Linked DNA regions of Homo sapiens: region 1 is linked to region 2. The links are chromatin loops, found by intact Hi-C in ENCODE. Cell type or tissue: Panc1. All regions are shown on one strand. Links, peaks and the distances in the headings refer to the core of each region. The heading gives the core; the rest is flanking DNA.

What was found. Hi-C counts contacts between places; a loop is a spot of excess contacts. Peaks named below come from ENCODE experiments on the same cell type or tissue, not always from the same donor. Only the 100,000 strongest peaks of a DNase experiment are listed, where the experiment ranks them.
Region 1: a loop joins it to region 2, with 3 times the contacts of the local background. A loop is called at or near these places in 20 of 110 quality-filtered maps.

The regions. Positions count from the first base shown.
Region 1 is chr6:40,324,926-40,333,257 of GRCh38, reverse strand. No RefSeq gene overlaps it. Among named protein-coding and RNA genes, the nearest start is that of LINC00951, 27 kb to the left of the region's middle. RefSeq lists enhancers at 2,294-2,932, 2,933-3,571. In Panc1, for the core only: a CTCF peak has its summit at 4,410 (motif pointing left); a DNase peak (open chromatin) is centred at 4,424; H3K27me3 peaks cover 202 bases.
Region 2 is chr6:40,841,237-40,849,568 of GRCh38, reverse strand. No RefSeq gene overlaps it. Among named protein-coding and RNA genes, the nearest start is that of UNC5CL, 190 kb to the left of the region's middle. In Panc1, for the core only: CTCF peaks have their summits at 3,537 and 3,753 (motif pointing right); a DNase peak (open chromatin) is centred at 3,808; H3K27ac peaks cover 1,286 bases; H3K27me3 peaks cover 720 bases.

The sequences.
Region 1 (8,332 bases), core at 122-8,121, 520 kb after region 2:
GATAATAAGAAGTCTGTTGCTTTATAAATACATGCACCTCACAAGAGAAGGAGAAAGGAACAGAGCTCTGTGGGGACAAGCTCCAATTCTCACAGAGAGCGCCAGACCATGGCAAGATTGGAAGATGTGGCACGTCTTCCCTCATGTTGTCCCAAGCTCTCTCTAAGTGGTAATGGAGTGGTGGTTGGAGTAAAAAAATTCTGGTATCGAATCCTGAATTTGCCACTTATTAGCTCTGGGGCTATGGGCTAATGACTAATTATTTCCAAAACGCAGTCTTCCCATCTGTACTGCAAGCAGGTTGAATTAAGTCCACTCATTCTTCACTCTGTGTCCTAGACTGCACTTCCCTCCTCTGCAGCTCTTCTGTCCTTCATTTCTATTAGGTGCTACATTCTTAAATCTTGTATCAGAAACTGGTTCAGGCAGTGAGCTTGGCAAACAAGCAGCTTCCATCATGGAGATCAAGAAAGCAGTAAATGGCTGTGTCTTCATCAGTTAGGAACTAATTTGGCTACCTATATCTGAAAGACACACAACAAAAGTAGCTAAAACAAGATAGAAGCTTATTTCTATTGTAAAAGAAATTCAGAGATGAGCCAACCACTCAGAAAGATGAATCCTTGGTGTCAGGGACCTGGCTTCTTCTGTCTTGTGCCTCTCCTAGACCCAGTATGTGGCTTCCACCTCATGGTTCAAAATGGCTGCTAGAGTTCCAGTCTTTAAATCTACATTTCAGCTAATAAGTAACAGAAAATAAATTAAGAAAGTTGTGCCTTCTCTTGTTTAGGAAGGCTTCACAGAAGTCTCACACAACACTTCCACTTAGCTGTCAGTGGCTAGAACCTAGTCATATGAACACACCTAGCTACAAGAGAGGCTGGGTAATGTAGTTTTATATGTAAACTGGGTTTCAAGCCTGGTGCTCAGTTGAGGGTTTTGTTGATACAAAATAGAGGAGGAATGGGTATTTTGTAGACACTTAGCAGTCTGAGATCCAGGACAATGGAAATGATCACCCAGGAGGTTTATCGTCAGGAGGTGGTGCAGCATTCAGGGATTGGAGTCCAAGGTTCTAGACTTATCTAGACTGCAAGAAGTTGAAGATGTGGTCAATGCCACAAGGCAGGAGCTCCAAGAAGGAAGTACGACAGCTGTGCTACCCCCACCCCACTCCAGGCCCTTCCAACTTCTTGTGTCCTGGGCAGTAGCAGCCCTATCTAGGAGCCAGGCAGCTCATCACACCAGGCACGTGGCTGGGAGAAAGGCAGGTGGTGAGCAAATTGAAATTGTCAGGTGCTTAGACCAAGGACAGAAAAGCCTGGACTCCTCCTTCTCAGGAGGTGAAGCTCACTCTCAGCCCGGGGGTGGGTCCACATAGATGGCAGGGCTGGGCCACTCTTGGGGAGCAGGAGGGGGAGGGTCTCTGAACTGGCTAATAGGAAGCCCCCTCTGCAATAGCAATGGTATTCTAAACAGGAGAATAAAGCTTTGGAAGCAAAACAAAGCTATTCCACTGAATAAATGTTCTCTGCATTAAAGCAGCCAGAATAGCGATGAATTAAACATCAGGTCTGAATGAAAGGAAAATGCCGTGATTTATAATTGCTTCAGGCAGGAGGCAGCCTGGGAGAGAGGCTGAAGCTTCATCAGGGACCCAGTTTCCCCTGCAGAGCTGCAGAAGCACTGAGAGGAGATGCTGGCTGCCTTCAGGGTGGAGAGGACTGCTATAGAGTCTTCCAGAAAAGAGGGCATCCTAGAGAGATGAAAGGAACATGCTCCAGAAGTCAGGAGGCCTGGCTACTAGCCTCCATTCTGCATGACCTTGATTAAGTCACCGGGTGTCTCTAGGCTCCTTTCCTGTTCTTCCGGTGGGGATAGTAACACCTGCCTCATCTCACTTGGTTCTTGGAGAATAAAGAGACATAATAGATGATAAAGGGTTTTGCAGATATAATAAGCTGCTATTACTTCTTGGCCTTGGCATCACCACAAAAGCAGTGGCGAGGTTCCTGTTGAGCTCTGGCAGCTTCTCCAAGGTGACCAGTCTTTAGGAAGGGGGAAGACGGTGGGGGAGAAAAGCAAGATGTGTTGGCAAGCTCTACTTAGAAATGCCACCTTGGAGATACCTGTCAAAACTGCTCCATGCCAGATGGGTGCATCTACTTGCAGGGCAGTGTGCTGTGGTGGTTAAGATCCTGGAGGACCTGAGTTTAAGCCCCAGATCACCCTCTGGTTAGCATGTGACCTCAGGCAAATTAAGCAAATTTTCTGCACCTCAGTTTCTTCATCTGTAAAAGCAGGATAATCATAATACCTCAACTCATAGCATCCTTGTAAGGATTAAATGAGTTCATATAAGTAAGACACTTGCAATGTTGCTTGGCACATAGAAACTTACATGTAACTGCTAGCTCTTATTAAGTTTCTAATACCAAATTCATCAACTAAACTTCTGGAAAGAAGCCATGGGCTGGCTTTATAGGAACCAGAATACTGCCTAACCCCAGCTACTCATACTTTACTATGCATAGGACTCCCCCAGGGATCTTGTTAAAATGCTGATTCTGATTCAGTGGGTCTGGCCTGTGGGCTGAGATTTTGCATTTCTAACCAGCTCCCCAGGGATGCCAGGGCTGCTACTCCTGAGACCACACATTGAGGATCAAGAGGTGAAGGGATGCTACTGGCTGAATTTCGTGGCACTTGCCTTCACCAGCCCGGATATTTGGCTATTTCAGGAGGCTGGTGGGTCAGCGGCCCTGTGCTGCTTCATTCCGCCCCCACCTCCCACCCCCAGGGAGCTGCTACCCAGAGCTTCCTTCCTGGGGAAAAGGAATGATCTGCATACAAGAGGGATGAGCCTGGATTTACCACCCAACAGGCTCTGACAATCTGTCTTGCTAGGATATTCCTGATCTATTAGAAATGACACAGAAATCCATTCCTAAAAATTCCTAGCAGCTGAGGACAGTGAGAAGGCTGCTGGGAGAAAAAGCAGTGAGTGGGTGGGTGTAGCTCCCCACTGGCTGCCCCAGATCTTGACAGGCTGGGCTGGTAAGTCTGTCCCTCCTGAGCTGTGTGGTTGGGGAAGCTTACCTTCCCTGAGGAAGCCTGGCTTCCTCAGCAATAAGTGGGAATCACAAGAAGCCCCACTTTATAGATCAGTATGCATGCATGTGAACAGTTCAAGACTGACTGTTAAGTTGAAGAAAGCAAATTGCAGCAAAGCATAATTTCATTTTTTAAAAATGTACAATCATATTTGCAAACCCATGGGAAAGTCTAGAAAAATACATATCAAACTGTTAAGAGTAGTTACCTTGGGGAGAGAGAGGTGGGATTATAAGATACTTTTACTTTCAATATTGTGAATATTGTGAATTTCTATATTGTTTGATTTTTAAAATAATGAGTATTTATTACTTTTGTAATTGGAAAGCCTCCATTAAAAAAAAATCTGCTTCAAATGGCTAGTGTCAGCCTTCTGGACCACATGGGGAGAGAGGGATTTCCATACGGTCCCTTCTAAGCAGCACAGGCCACAGGGGCTGGGGGCAGAAGCCCTGGCTGAGGGGCTTAGCTCTGCCACGCAGTCCTGCGCAGGTTCCTCCATCTTCCTGAGCCCCTGGTTTCTCATCAGCAAAATGGGAATAATAACAACCTGAATCAGGAGGTCACCATCCAGGGAACACCATGAGGACTGAGTGATAGCACCTTCGCCCAAGCCCGGACACTCCGCTCCTCCCCAGAGAAAAGGAGGAGGGCAGGGCTGCAGGAGGGCCTGGGAACTCTGCTAGGCTTCTTAGGGTAGCACTGAAAGCTCCCACAGTTGGGCATTCCTCAGACCAGGAAAGGAGAGGAACAGAACCTGGTGCCTGGAATATGACAAAGTCAACTTACCCTATGTTCCACTCTAAATCTTTCATGCCTCCCAACCTCTGCTCATGCTGATCCCACTCCCGGGCTTGCTGTTCCTGCCTCCTGATTTGCCCTTGTCTCCCTCACCTGCTGCTTCCTACTCACCTTTCAGGAATCCTCTAGGAATCTTCCCTGAGCCCCTGGTGAAGTTGGGGGCAGGGAGCCCCTCTTGGCTGTTACATCAGCAGGCTGCATTTCTCTACCCTCCTGGGCTCACCTACTGCACAGTAATTACCTGTCTCCTCTTTGAGACTAAGAAGTGGGCAGGTAGGGGTCTTATTCACCTTTGAATCCCCAGCAGCTGGCAGAGTGCCAGGCACTTATTTTTACCTACCTTTTCCCTTGTAAACCTTTTGACATAAACCTCTTAGATTATCCTGGGATTTCCTAGTTGGCTCCTTTCTGCCAAGTGCGATCTGGCAGGACTATAAGGAAGGCAGAGGTAGGAGTGGGCTGGAGAGCTGGGGTGGCAGTGAGGGCATGGTGCCCTCTTGCGGCCAGGTGCAGGGGTGGCTGCAGCATCCTTACGGAAGAAAGGGAGGAGAGGACAGGTGGGCCGGTGAGCTAGATAAGATAGAGGAGGGTCTCTAGGAACAAGTAGAGGAGTGGGGAGATCACTGCATTGGCAGTTTCCCCAGCACAGCTAGGAGTGGTCCTTCTTCCATAGATCCCAGTGAGGGGCTGTGGCTTAGCTTAAAAGCATGAGAAAAGTTGGAGGAAGCCCAGAGACTGCTCCCTTGTGGAGAGGAGGACGCCACTTGGAGGTGCGTCAGGGAAATGCTTAGGCAGGAGGATGGACGCAGAGGTCCTAGAGGTGTGTGACCTGGGAGAGGGACATTGGTGCAAGGCTCCTGCTCACACATTGATGGAAGCCTGAGAATCGAGAGGCCCTCCAGCGAGGGAAACCAGACCGGCTTTCTCCGGCAGGGAACGCATACTTGGAAGCCTCTTGATCCTCCTCTCTGCTCCAGCCCTTACCGTGAGTAGGTCTTCAGCACACTGGATACCATTTTGTGCTTTGAGATGTTGGTGAGGGACCTGGAGGGGGCTCAGGCATCCTCTGGGGTATACACATCTGTTTCCAGGTGACATCTCTAGGACATCACACCCCGTTCACAGTACCTCCTCTATCTGCCCCCAGAACCCCACTCTTCCTGTGGTTTCAGAGATTAACTGGCGGAAGGGGCAGGTGAGAATGTAGGAAGTGGGGAAATCTAGGGAAGGTGGGTGGATGAAGCCAGCCAGCTAGGAAAGTGCTGACCCCAAAGGAGCCCCCCATGAGAGGCCCCCCTCAGCAGCCCTGCCTCCCACACCAGCCCTCTACCCTTAGCTCTCTCTAAAACAACAGAAAATCTTGCCTGGCTCCTCTCACCACCCAGCCCAAGAGAGGGAAAGCTTTCTTTTCTCTTTTCCTTCCTGCCCCTTCCCCATTTCTGGCCCCATCACCCCTTTCCAGGCCTCTATCCTTCTGTGTTCATCCTGACCTCTTCCCTGGCCTCGTGGCTCTCACTTTGAGAGTCAAACATGAGCTGGTTGGAGGAACACTGGGTCAGACATCCAGGGACCTGGGTATGCTGCTGATTTCACCACTGATGTTCTAATTTCTGAAAGCTCCCCAGAGCTCAGTGTCTTCACTTGCAAAGGGTTGGGAGGTTGGATTGGATAATCTGCCACAATCCTTTTAGTTCTGACATCCTGGGATGCATTAGGCTCCGTCAATCCTTGGCGACCCCTTTCCTAAAGCTGATCCCAGGGTCATAGTTAGAATGCATCAACTGCCTTAACTGATGTGAGACATTTCCTAGGGATATAGCCATATGGGAGATAACCTAGAGGAAATGTGAAAAGTATCCAATTCCTGAAACATCACTGTTTCCTCATGCCATGTGAGGAATCCCCACCCACAGAAGTCATCTGCTCCAGCCCCTGCATCAGGCCCAGAAACCAGAGCAGACAGACCCTGCTCACACTCTTTCCTTGCTTGTCATATGACCCAGGGACAGTATCAGATAGTTCCTGCCTTTACAGCCCTCTAGGACTTCACATTTCCAGTCATCCTCATGCCTGGCCCCTTGTGGGACAAGGGAGGGGTCTACCAGGGCCTCCTGAGCAGGGGGGCAGCCAAGGGAAGTACTTAGTTCACCAGAAGCCTTCATCAAGTTTCACTTCCTGGAGTCTAACTTAAACCTTTCTTGCTGCTGTATAAATCAATGTCCCCCAGTTCTGGCTTCCCCACCCTCCTCAAACTAAAGAGCTGCTCATTTGCATACAGCTGCCTCTCCCAGACCCATTTAACTCCCACCTCTCCTGGACTTTTCCTACAGGTTCTATTTTTTTCAACCTTTCATCATTTCTCCTATTGGCTCTGGCTGTGCTCCAGAGCTTCCAAATCCTTCTTAAATGTGACAGCTAAAATTAGATGCCGGGAGAAGGCCAAGTGCAGTGGGATGATCACACCCTGCCTGGCATGTGCCGATTCCTCCTTCCTGGGTCCTGTCCCAGCATGGAAGAGGCTGGTCCTTCCCTAAGGATGTTATTAGACTCCCAGTCCCCTATGATCCTGGGTCCCGTTGGGTTTCTCCTCACCTCCCCCTGGATTGATGAGGCTTGTGTTGAATTTCTACAAGCCTTGCCTTGTATTTCACCCATCCTGAATGGATCATTTTTCTAATCTGTCAAGGTTTCCCTGAATTCTATTTCCGCCCTCTTGGACTGGGTGTTTTCCTTCTGGTGCTCCAGGATAAACCATGATCTCATTCTAAGATGTTCTTAGCTGGTCCTGGGTTATTCATTAGTTCACTCACTTGTTCATTTAGTCAACAACTATTTACTCAGTTTTTCTTTTGTGCCAGCTACTGTGCCAGGCTTGGGGATGCCTCCATGGAGATTGCAGCCTTAAACTGGACAAGGGCCACTCAGGGGCCTGTGGAAGAATATAAGAGGGGTCTCACTCTGTTTCTGGGAGAAATCATTATAGCATATAGCAACTGTGTTTTGGTAATACCAGGCTATGATGTGTTTTTATTGTTGTTGTTGTTGTTTGTGTGTTTTTAAAATTAACCTCTGAATCTTGGTATCTTAATACAATAAAAATTTACTTTTTGCACATGTAAAGTCCAGTGTAGGATGTCTGATTCTCCAAGGCAGCTGTCCTCTCCTTGAGGATCCCTTCTGTCCACTGATGTCATGTCAACATGAGTGGGCTTCAGCTTACTGTAGCAGGAAAAGGAGAACTTGGAGAACTCACACCTGGTTTTAAGTGCCTTGGACCAGAGGGGATCCACTGCCCACAGCCCATTGGCCAGAACGGGTCACATGGATGGGTTAACTTCACCTCAAGGGAGGCTGGGAGATATAACCTTGCCACGTGCTCAGACAGAGGAAATGGGGAGGTGAACACAGAGCATTGTCTCTGCCATAGCAACTCAAGTGGCTGGATCCCAGAGAGAAAAGGTCGGGAGTGGCCATTACCTCCAAGATATAGGTTTAAGAACATGGTAGGAGGGGTTCCCAGAAGGTGAAGAAGATGAAAAGAAATGTGGGAACAGGGTGAAAGAGGTGGAGAGGAAGCAGAGGCGCTGTTACCCACAACCCCTCCCTCGCTTCACACTGACTGATTCCAGCAGCCAGGGACCACACCTTTTTCCTCAGCCACCTGTCTGCAAAGCAGCTCTTGGTCCTACAGAGGAGGGCTGGGACAGAAAGCCAGAGAGATCCTACCCAGGATGGGCAGTCAGGGTAAAATCCTTGGCTGCATCCCTAGCCAGGTCCCAAACCAGGTCCCCAACCAGGTCCCTAACCAGGCTGCGGGATCCTGAAGAAGTTGCTTCACAATCTCAGTACACAGTGGTCTGGAAATTCCCTGGTATTGGTCTCCTGCCTGTTTGTCCTCAAGGCCCTTCCTCGAAACATACAACCACCCACCCTCCTCTGCAACTCCAGACTCTATGCCTGTTGGGTTCTGTTTCCCTTGGGGGAGTTTAGGGTTTGGGGGAGAAGCTGCAGGTGTCTTTCCTGCTCTCCTTTCTGGGGAGGCTCCTCTGGCAGTGGCCTCAGCTCCTGACCTGTAGGCTGGCATGGTTCCAGCTCTCATGGGTGGCCCTGGCTCCCAGGCACTGTCAACACCACTCCCCTGCCACCAGCCCTCGAGCTGGCAGGAGCTTCTTGAGGTTGCTGATTTTGAAGTTTCTTCACTGTCCCACTTGGCTCTTGGCCCCTCCAACACCTATAACCAGGTCACTGCATTACCTTCCTTCTGTCATGTCCTGCCATTAACTTGATTTCTGTTTTCCTGTTTAGACCCTGACTGCTGTACCATCTACATGGCAAGACCCTGGTGGGGGAGAGGGAAGGAACAAGAGGAGAGAGAGTGGATGCTAACTGAGGCAGAGAATATGAAAAACAGAAATCA
Region 2 (8,332 bases), core at 74-8,073:
AACTCAAATCAGGACCTTATCTTCCATGGACTTCATTAATCAGTGAGTGGTGCTTGGATGAATATAGCCAAAAATGCAAACAAGCTATGTGAATGGCCACATTTTGGGAAATGCTTAGAAGAGAAAAGAACTGAGGTGAGTAGAGTATAATTGAGAGGGCAGACCTCTGATTGGGGGTGGATCATAACCTAAGTCTTTGTTTTGTTTACTTAGACTTGTTTCTTAATCTCTAATATGGGGTATAATTATAGCAGTCTGGCTGACCCCATGGGGCTGGCATCATGATCAAACGTCATCATGTGGAAGAAAGCCATGTAAAGCATAAAAAGCATCAGGAATTATTGCTAGCCATGGGGGGAGGTCATTTTCTCCTCCATAGACCAGAGATTTCTAGTGGGTTTTTGGAGCTGTTTGCATTAACTTGAAAAAGAGTATGGGTTCCAGGCAAACAGGCCCTTCAGCCTCTTTCTCCTCTAGTTTTGTCCAGTACCATTCCCAAGTGGAGCGAAGAGGTACGTGCCAACAGAGCCCAGTGCAGCCTGCTGCTTGTGATCTGGAGATTACAAGAATAATAACCCAGCTCTAAGCCAGTTGTCCCTCTGCAAGCAATTTGTTACCCTTTTCCCTGTGACTGGGCCCTGCTTATCTAGGGTGTTGACTACAGAGTCCTCACAGAGGTAGGTGTCGGTGTGCAGATCACCAAAACCCACCCCTCGTGAGCCCCTGCACCACAATTAGCCTCAGGCCTGTGAGGCTCTGGGCCCCCTCAGGAAGCTGGCAGAAGAGAGAATAAAACAGCAAGAAGAATGTGAAGAGGTGGAGGGTGAGAGGTGTGAAAAATGGCGCATCTCGCTTAGGGGCTAAATTGTGTCCCTCCCCGAAATTCATATGTTAAAGTCCTAACTCCCAGGACCTCAGAATGTGACTGTATTAGGAGATAGCACCTTTAAAGAGGTGGTTACATTACAATGGGGTCACTAACAAGCACCCTAATACAATATGCCTGCTGTCCGTCTAAGAAGAGGAAATAAGGACACAGAAACACACTCAGAGATGACCAGGTGAGGACACAGGGAGGAGAAGATGGCTACCTACAAGCCAAGGAGAGAGAACTCAGAAGAAACCAACCCTTCCAGCACCTTGATCTTGGACGTCTAGCTTCCAGAACTGTGAGAAAATAGATTTATGTTGCTCAATCCACTCAGCCTGTGATACTTTGTTATAGCAGCCTGAGCTGACTAATAGAGATGGCAAGTTCTGCAGTCAAGATAGGGTGAGTGCCACAAGATGGATTATGGCCTGCTATAAACTAAGACAGAGGCACACCCAGGGAGTCGAGAGCCAGTGTGCAGGGAGCAGCTCGGCTCCAGGCTTAGGAGTGAAGATGAATCAGTGTTATGAGCTTAGATGTGATGAGTAACTGTGTAGTCTTCAGCTACAGGCATAGTTGTTGAGGCTAGAAAAGGAGAAGACTTTTACTTCGACGGTTCTCAGTATGGTTTCCAGGCCAGCAGCATCAGCATCACCTGGTAACCTGTAGGAAATATTACTAGGTCCTACCCCAACCTAGCTGTGGTTTATTAAGACCTCTGGGTGATTCTGATATACACTCAAGTTTGAGAACCACTGATTTACGTGTGTGTGTGTGTGAGAGAGAGATTAAGCACAAGAGTTTGTGTGGTTGCATTACACAGAGTAGAGAGTCAGGGAAATTTGTTGCCGTCGGAATTTTGCGCAAAGCTTTCGGAAGCAGCCCTTGTGACATGCAGTTGGAAAGGAGAAATATTAAGTGGTAGAGAGACAATTTTAATCCCATAGCTCAAATTCCCCCTGTCTCAATCAGAAGTAAGAGAGCTGGGTAACCACAGGATCTTAGCACTTGGCTCATTCCAAATTTCTGGAATTCTTTTCCTTATCAATCCCTTTTCTGATCAAATCTTCACCCACTAAAAATATGGTCATAAATAATGGTGCTGGTCTCTTTAAGATTTGCACACTGGGAGGGAGTACGAGTGGGAAGGATGGAGGATGATAAGAGAAGGAGGAGAGTAAGAAAGTTTTCTTTTTTATTATACTTTAAGTCCTGGGGTACATGTGCAGAATGTGCAGGTTTGTTACATAGGTATACACTTGCCGTGGTGTTTTGCTGCACCCATAAACTCATCATCTACATTAGGTATTTCTCCTAACGCTCTCCCTCCCCTAGCCCTCCACCCCCCGACAGGCCCCAGTGTGTGATGTTCCCTTCCCTGTGTCCAAGTGATCTCATTGTTCAATTCCCACCTATGAGTGAGAATATGCGGGGTTTGGTTTTCTGTCCTCGTGATAGTTTGCTGAGAATAATGATTTCCAGCTTCATCTATGTCCCTGCAAAGGACATGAACTCATCATTTTTTATGGCTGCATAGTATTCCATGGCATATATGTGCCACATTTTCTTTATCCAGTCTATCACTGATGGGCATCTTGGTAGGTTCCAAGTCTTTGCTATTGTAAATAGTGCTGCAATAAACATACATGCACATGTGTCTTTATAGTAGAATGATTTATAATACCATTATATACCATTTAAATACCATTTGACCCAGCAATCCTATAACTGGGTATATACCCAAAGGAAGTTATTATATAAGTGGAGCCTCTGTGATGCCAAGCACTGGAGGGCAACTTTCAGAGGTGACTTTATTCAGTGGCTTAATGAATGGTATTTTCTTCCATTTCTTCCATTTTCTCTTATTATGTAATAGCTAGAAGCCTACCAATGAATTGAGAGAGGTAGCAATAACTCTAAAAGCCACTTTTGGCTCTCTTTAGATGGTACAAAAATGATGTCAAGGCATTTACAAAAATGTTTTTTTTGGCCTAATCTCAATTTTAATGGGATTAGGACATAATAACAAACTAGTTCTGAGAAAGCACCTTCACCTGAAGCTAAAATATTGCAATTCTAGAATGTAGCTTTTGGAAGAATGAATATTTAGATGTCATTTTCATCCTCCAAGGTACATGCAATCGGTGTAAGTACTGCCTAGAATGCCTCTCCTCTGCCTCCCCAATTATGTCCACTGAATTTTGCGGAACTCTGGAGAGAACATTTGGAGTTGGAGGGCTCTGGCAAAGGTCTGAAGTGCAAGCAATGGATACTGAAAAAGGGATGCATCTGTTAGGCATGTAGGCGGCTAGCATGGCATCTTGGTATGATAGTTAGGACCCTGGTTAACTTGCAGGCTTTCCTAAGTCTGCCTGGAGTTGGATTCTGACAAAGGATGCATTAGTAGTAAGAGTAGCTAACACTGACTAGGCACTTACTATGAGTGTCAGACATATCTGTATGTTATGTGACTACATCCTTAACCCAAGATGAGTGAGTTAATTAACTTACCTAGACCACGCAGCCACTAATTAGCCAAATCCAACCCAGCAATGATGTCTTATAGATACCCAAGATCAAGCTGTTGACCAGTTTCCCCAGGACTCAGTGAGAACAGAGAGGTGCTCATCTGGGAAGGCTGGAGAGAGAAAGAGGAGGTGCACCAAGTGGCCATAACACCCAAATATATGAACCAGGTGAGGCGATGAGAAAGTTATCTACTCACTGGGCGATACTGGCATGCTTACTACAGGAAGGAGGCTGTTGGGAAGGCAGAGCCATTTGGAAGCTGACTATTCAAGAGACCTCAGAGACCATGCTGAGGCATTTAGACAGAAACCAGTGAGGAGAAAAGTTGAGAGCTGAGCTGGGAGTGGAAATGGCTGACCACAAGGAGGCGCAGAAGACACAAAATTTGTAACTTACAGGTCTCCTGGACCTCAGCCTCCCTTCTCCCACAGGCACCCTCTAGTAGGACGGTCTCCTCTCTCCCTCCTCTCCCACCACATCCATGTCCAAAGCCTCCTGCCAGAAACTACCTTATCTTCTTAATATGCAGTCTAAGCTTGACTCTTTCCCCTAAAAACTTCCTAGACTTTCACATCATCTTTCTTTGATCTACTTAATACCTAGTGTGTCTGTTCACTGCAAGACAGTCCCTGCTGGGACCAGACCAGGGCCCTCCCTACTCCCTATACATTAAGACGTCTCTCCATGGAGAAAGATCAGAGCCCTCTCTGTTGCTGTGCACACCCAAGATATCTGCCTTTAACTCAGCAAGACAAAGGCCCACACCAACTCCTCCATAAATCCACCACAGTTACCACCTTGAAAGTTCTGCCACCACAGGGACTCACACTGAAGTTGAATTTTGTAGGTCAGTGATTTCTGATTTTATTTTTATAACCATCAATTTCCACATGAAAAAATGTAGCAGTTTTCTTTTTCCTTTCATTATCTGCTTTTTTCTCTCAGGTGCTTATTGCCTTGGCTTCTGTTATAATGAACCCTTCCTTCCCCCACCTGCTTTCCCAAATCCTCCCTCCGTTGTCAAAATCTCCTACTTTTTAAGCTTTCATGGAAACTTTGCCCCTGATATACCACAGCCCTCCAAGCCCAGGCTGGGCTGTGCTCTCCCAGAGATGCTGAGAGAACTGCAGCAATTACTCATCCAAACTCCACTGGGATTCCCACAGACTCTCATCCTCCTTCCTTCAGTACCCTAGGCCAATCCTTCCACTGTACCCTTCCTCACTTCTTCCTCTGCAATCTTGCTCCATTAACCCAGCTTCCTTGATAGCTTTAACATCCCCTTTCCATATTCCCACCCTCAGCCTACAGACATTGCTCATTTTTCTCAAAAACCACCTTTGAGCCTCCTCTTGAAGTTACCAACATTTTTATTCTCAAACTTGGTGCTCGCTGCTTAGCTTCCACTTGTCTTTATTCTACTGTATCTCAGTACAATCTAGCTTTCAGTCCCTAATAACTCCATAAAACCATCCTTGCTACGGTCATCAATAATATCCTAATGGTAAAATCCAATCAATTCTCATAGTCCCCAGTGCTCACTCTGCTTTATTTTATCTATTGGCCACTCTTCTTTTTTGCAAACTCTGGCTTTGTTGGCACCATATAATCATGGTATTATATACTTTGTTATTTCTCTGTGATCTCTTCTTTTATGATCTTAGGCCTTAGGGACTCAAGGAATTTTTAAACATCTGTTATGTAGCAGTGCATTGTGCAGTCATAAACGGTGCTGGTGCTAGCTCCTCCTGCTGTTCTCCATTTCCTGTGAGGCTTGTAGGCATACTCTTTTCCTGTCTTCCCTACCAGCCTGGTAGTATGGGCCTTCACTTGTGAAATGAAGGAAAGTTAAAGGGAGATGAGAAAGGACAAGAGAGAGATAGATGTAAATAACTCTTTTTGTCAGCCTTCAATTGTCTCTCAAGGTGGGGAGAAATATATACGTTGGTAAAATACTCAAAATATTGTCAGTTCTTCAGATGCTATGAACCTTTGAGTAACAAAGTCTACCAAATGACTTAGGACAGCATGAAAATATTCCCTGAAAATAATTTTGAGAAGGGGTAGTGGTAACAGAAGATCTGAGGCCAGCCCGTTTTTCCCCAAGCCTGCTCCATGACCCCCTTCCAGTCCTCCTTTTCCAGCCAGAGGATCTCCTGAGCCAAGGTTCCATTCTCTGGATTCCCCAATCATTTCACATGATCTTGTATTTCACATGGCCCATCTCATAATGCCTCTGTCTCTTCTGCCTCCTTTGAGTTTCCATACACAAAAAGTCTATCAGAAACAACTCTCACCACTGACAATGATTTTTAGTGACTGCCTGGGAAAGAACACTCCCATTTGGTGTAATTTTTTTAAAAAAGAAATTAGTGGATGGGAAGTGTTAGTAATTTCAAAAAGTTTCCTTCTTCTAGTAGATTTGAGCAATTTGTCCAATCACTGTGTATTAAGGAATTTAATGTGTGAACAAGCATTTCCTGGAAATATTTCAACCAATGGTATCATCTCTGTAGCTTAAGTGATAAAGGACAAAGAGGAAATATATGGGATAAGCTTTTCTGTAATGTATTTGTACTTTGAGGGCAGATATCTATTTGATCTTTCATAAATCATGACTATCTCAAGCCTGTTTATGTTCAGATCCTGTTCTCGTTCCTGTTCCTTCTAAGCTTGTCTCTACTGGCTACAATTTTTCCTCTCCCTCGAGTTCATGTCCCTTTTATTCCAGTAGGGCTGGAGATACTGGCAGGACAGGGGAAAAACCGGGGTCTGAGAGTGCAGGCATTTGTCAGTGACTTTCCCTCTACTACCCCTCTGGGTTTCCTTGTCTGCAGTCTCTCTACTGCCTTCTGCAGAGTGGAAAGTTTTAATATCTCTTAGCTTTTTACAAATTAACACAGAAATTCTGCTGACAAGCCTTACCCTTTCCAAGGTTTAAATCCCAGGGCTCTTGAGCTGTGACAATTTAAATGAGCAAGATTTTCAAAAACTGATGAGTGAGGTTTTAAATGTCTTGTAGAAGCATGTTGCCAAATCCTCTTTAAAGAATTCTGTAGGACAAAGTAGTCGGTGAGCAGTTGCCTGCAGGTGCTTGCATGTGCGTGTGTAGTAGTGGTGGGGAAGCTGTCTGTGAAGAGTAATTACAAACCATAAGAGCTGGAAGAAACTTTAGGAACTAATCCACCAACAAGCACATTTTAAGGATGAATAAAACAGAGCTGAGGAAGGTCAAGTCACTTGCTCAAGGTCACAGTGTCATCTGTAACTTAGGTCTCCTGACTCCAGTCTAGCAACCTTTCTTATTTCATAAGGCAGTGTAGTGTAGGTTATGTAAGAATGATAAGGCAATGAGCAAAAAGACTGACTTAGCTCACTGGGGAAGCAACTCTCAGGAGCCAGCACTGTGTCTATTTAGCATATCTATTTGGTCTACCTGCTGTCTTTTGCTGTTCTAACTGATAGCTTTCTAGTAGCTCCATCTCCATTCCGCCCCCGTCCGACCCATCAAAGGTTAAATCAACTATTAATCTAAGAGGTCAAGATTATTTAAAGATACATTTAACTTTTATTCCAAGAAACAGAATAAGCAACAGAATAGAAGAAAGAGCAAGGAGATTTCAAGCCACGAACTGTAATTGCAGGAGCAGTTAAAATCCACTTAGTCACATCACTTCTAGACAAGACAAGAAAACACACTTTTCCCTATTCCTCCCAATAAGTACAACTAAATACGCTGGACATTACATATAAAACAGACACAAGAAGTTTCTGAAATGAGGAGAAAAGAAGGTAGGACAGCTAGGAAACTCAGGAGGTGAGGAACAATATGTAGTAAGTTCCCTGGGTTTTCTTTTTGCCTCATGTATCCCAGACTTGGATCAGGACAAGCAGGTAACCTGGAAATGTCAATGGGCACAAAATATGGTAAATGTAATACACTTTTCTTTTCCTTTTGGCTTTTCTATATTATGTTTGATGGTCGAAGCAAAAATATAACCCTGTTTGATGTGGCTCTCAGTGAATGTACAGGAAATAATTAAAACATAATTAATAATTATATACAGGAGAGGGTAAAGGAACATAAGGGATAGTAAGTTTTCTATACTTCACTCAAACTGGTAAAATGATGATACCGGTAGACTGTGATAACTTACGTTATATTATGTAATACCTAGAACAACCACTAAAAAAATTTCTAGAAGATACATTCAGACATGCTCTAGACAGATGATAATGGAATCCTAAAAATGTTACTTTCACTCACAGGAAGGCAGAAAAAGGAAAACAGAGAAATTAAAAACAGAGAACAACAGAAAAGAAAAACTAAAATGGCAGATTTAAGTCCTAAGATTATTAATAATTGCATTAAATATAAATGATCTAAATATATAAATTAAAAGAGTAATTGGTCAAGTGGATAAAAATACATGCCTCAACTATAAGCTGTCTATAAGAAACTTCATATATAATAATTTAGGTAGGTTGAAAGTAAAGGGGTTTAAGAAAGTATACTACGCAAAGGTTAATCAAATGAAAGCAAGAGGAGCTTTCAGAAAAAGTTGACTTCAGACCAAAGAAAAGTACCAGGAACAGGGAAGAACATTACATGATAACAAAATGGCCGATCCACTAAGATATGCAGTCCTACATGTGCGTGGACCACAAAAACAGGGCTGAAAAATACGTGAAGCAAAAACCGATGGAAGTGAAGGAAGAAATCACAAATTCACAATCATAGTTGGATATTTGAATCCCCTATCTCTCAAGAATTGATACAGCAACCAGAGAGAAACCTGTATAAACAGTATCAGCAAGATATAGAAGAACTCAACCACACCATAAAACAACAGGATCTAATAGGCATTTATAGAACAGCATATCCACAAGAGCAGAACACATTCTAAAGAGCCCACGGAACAGATACCAAGA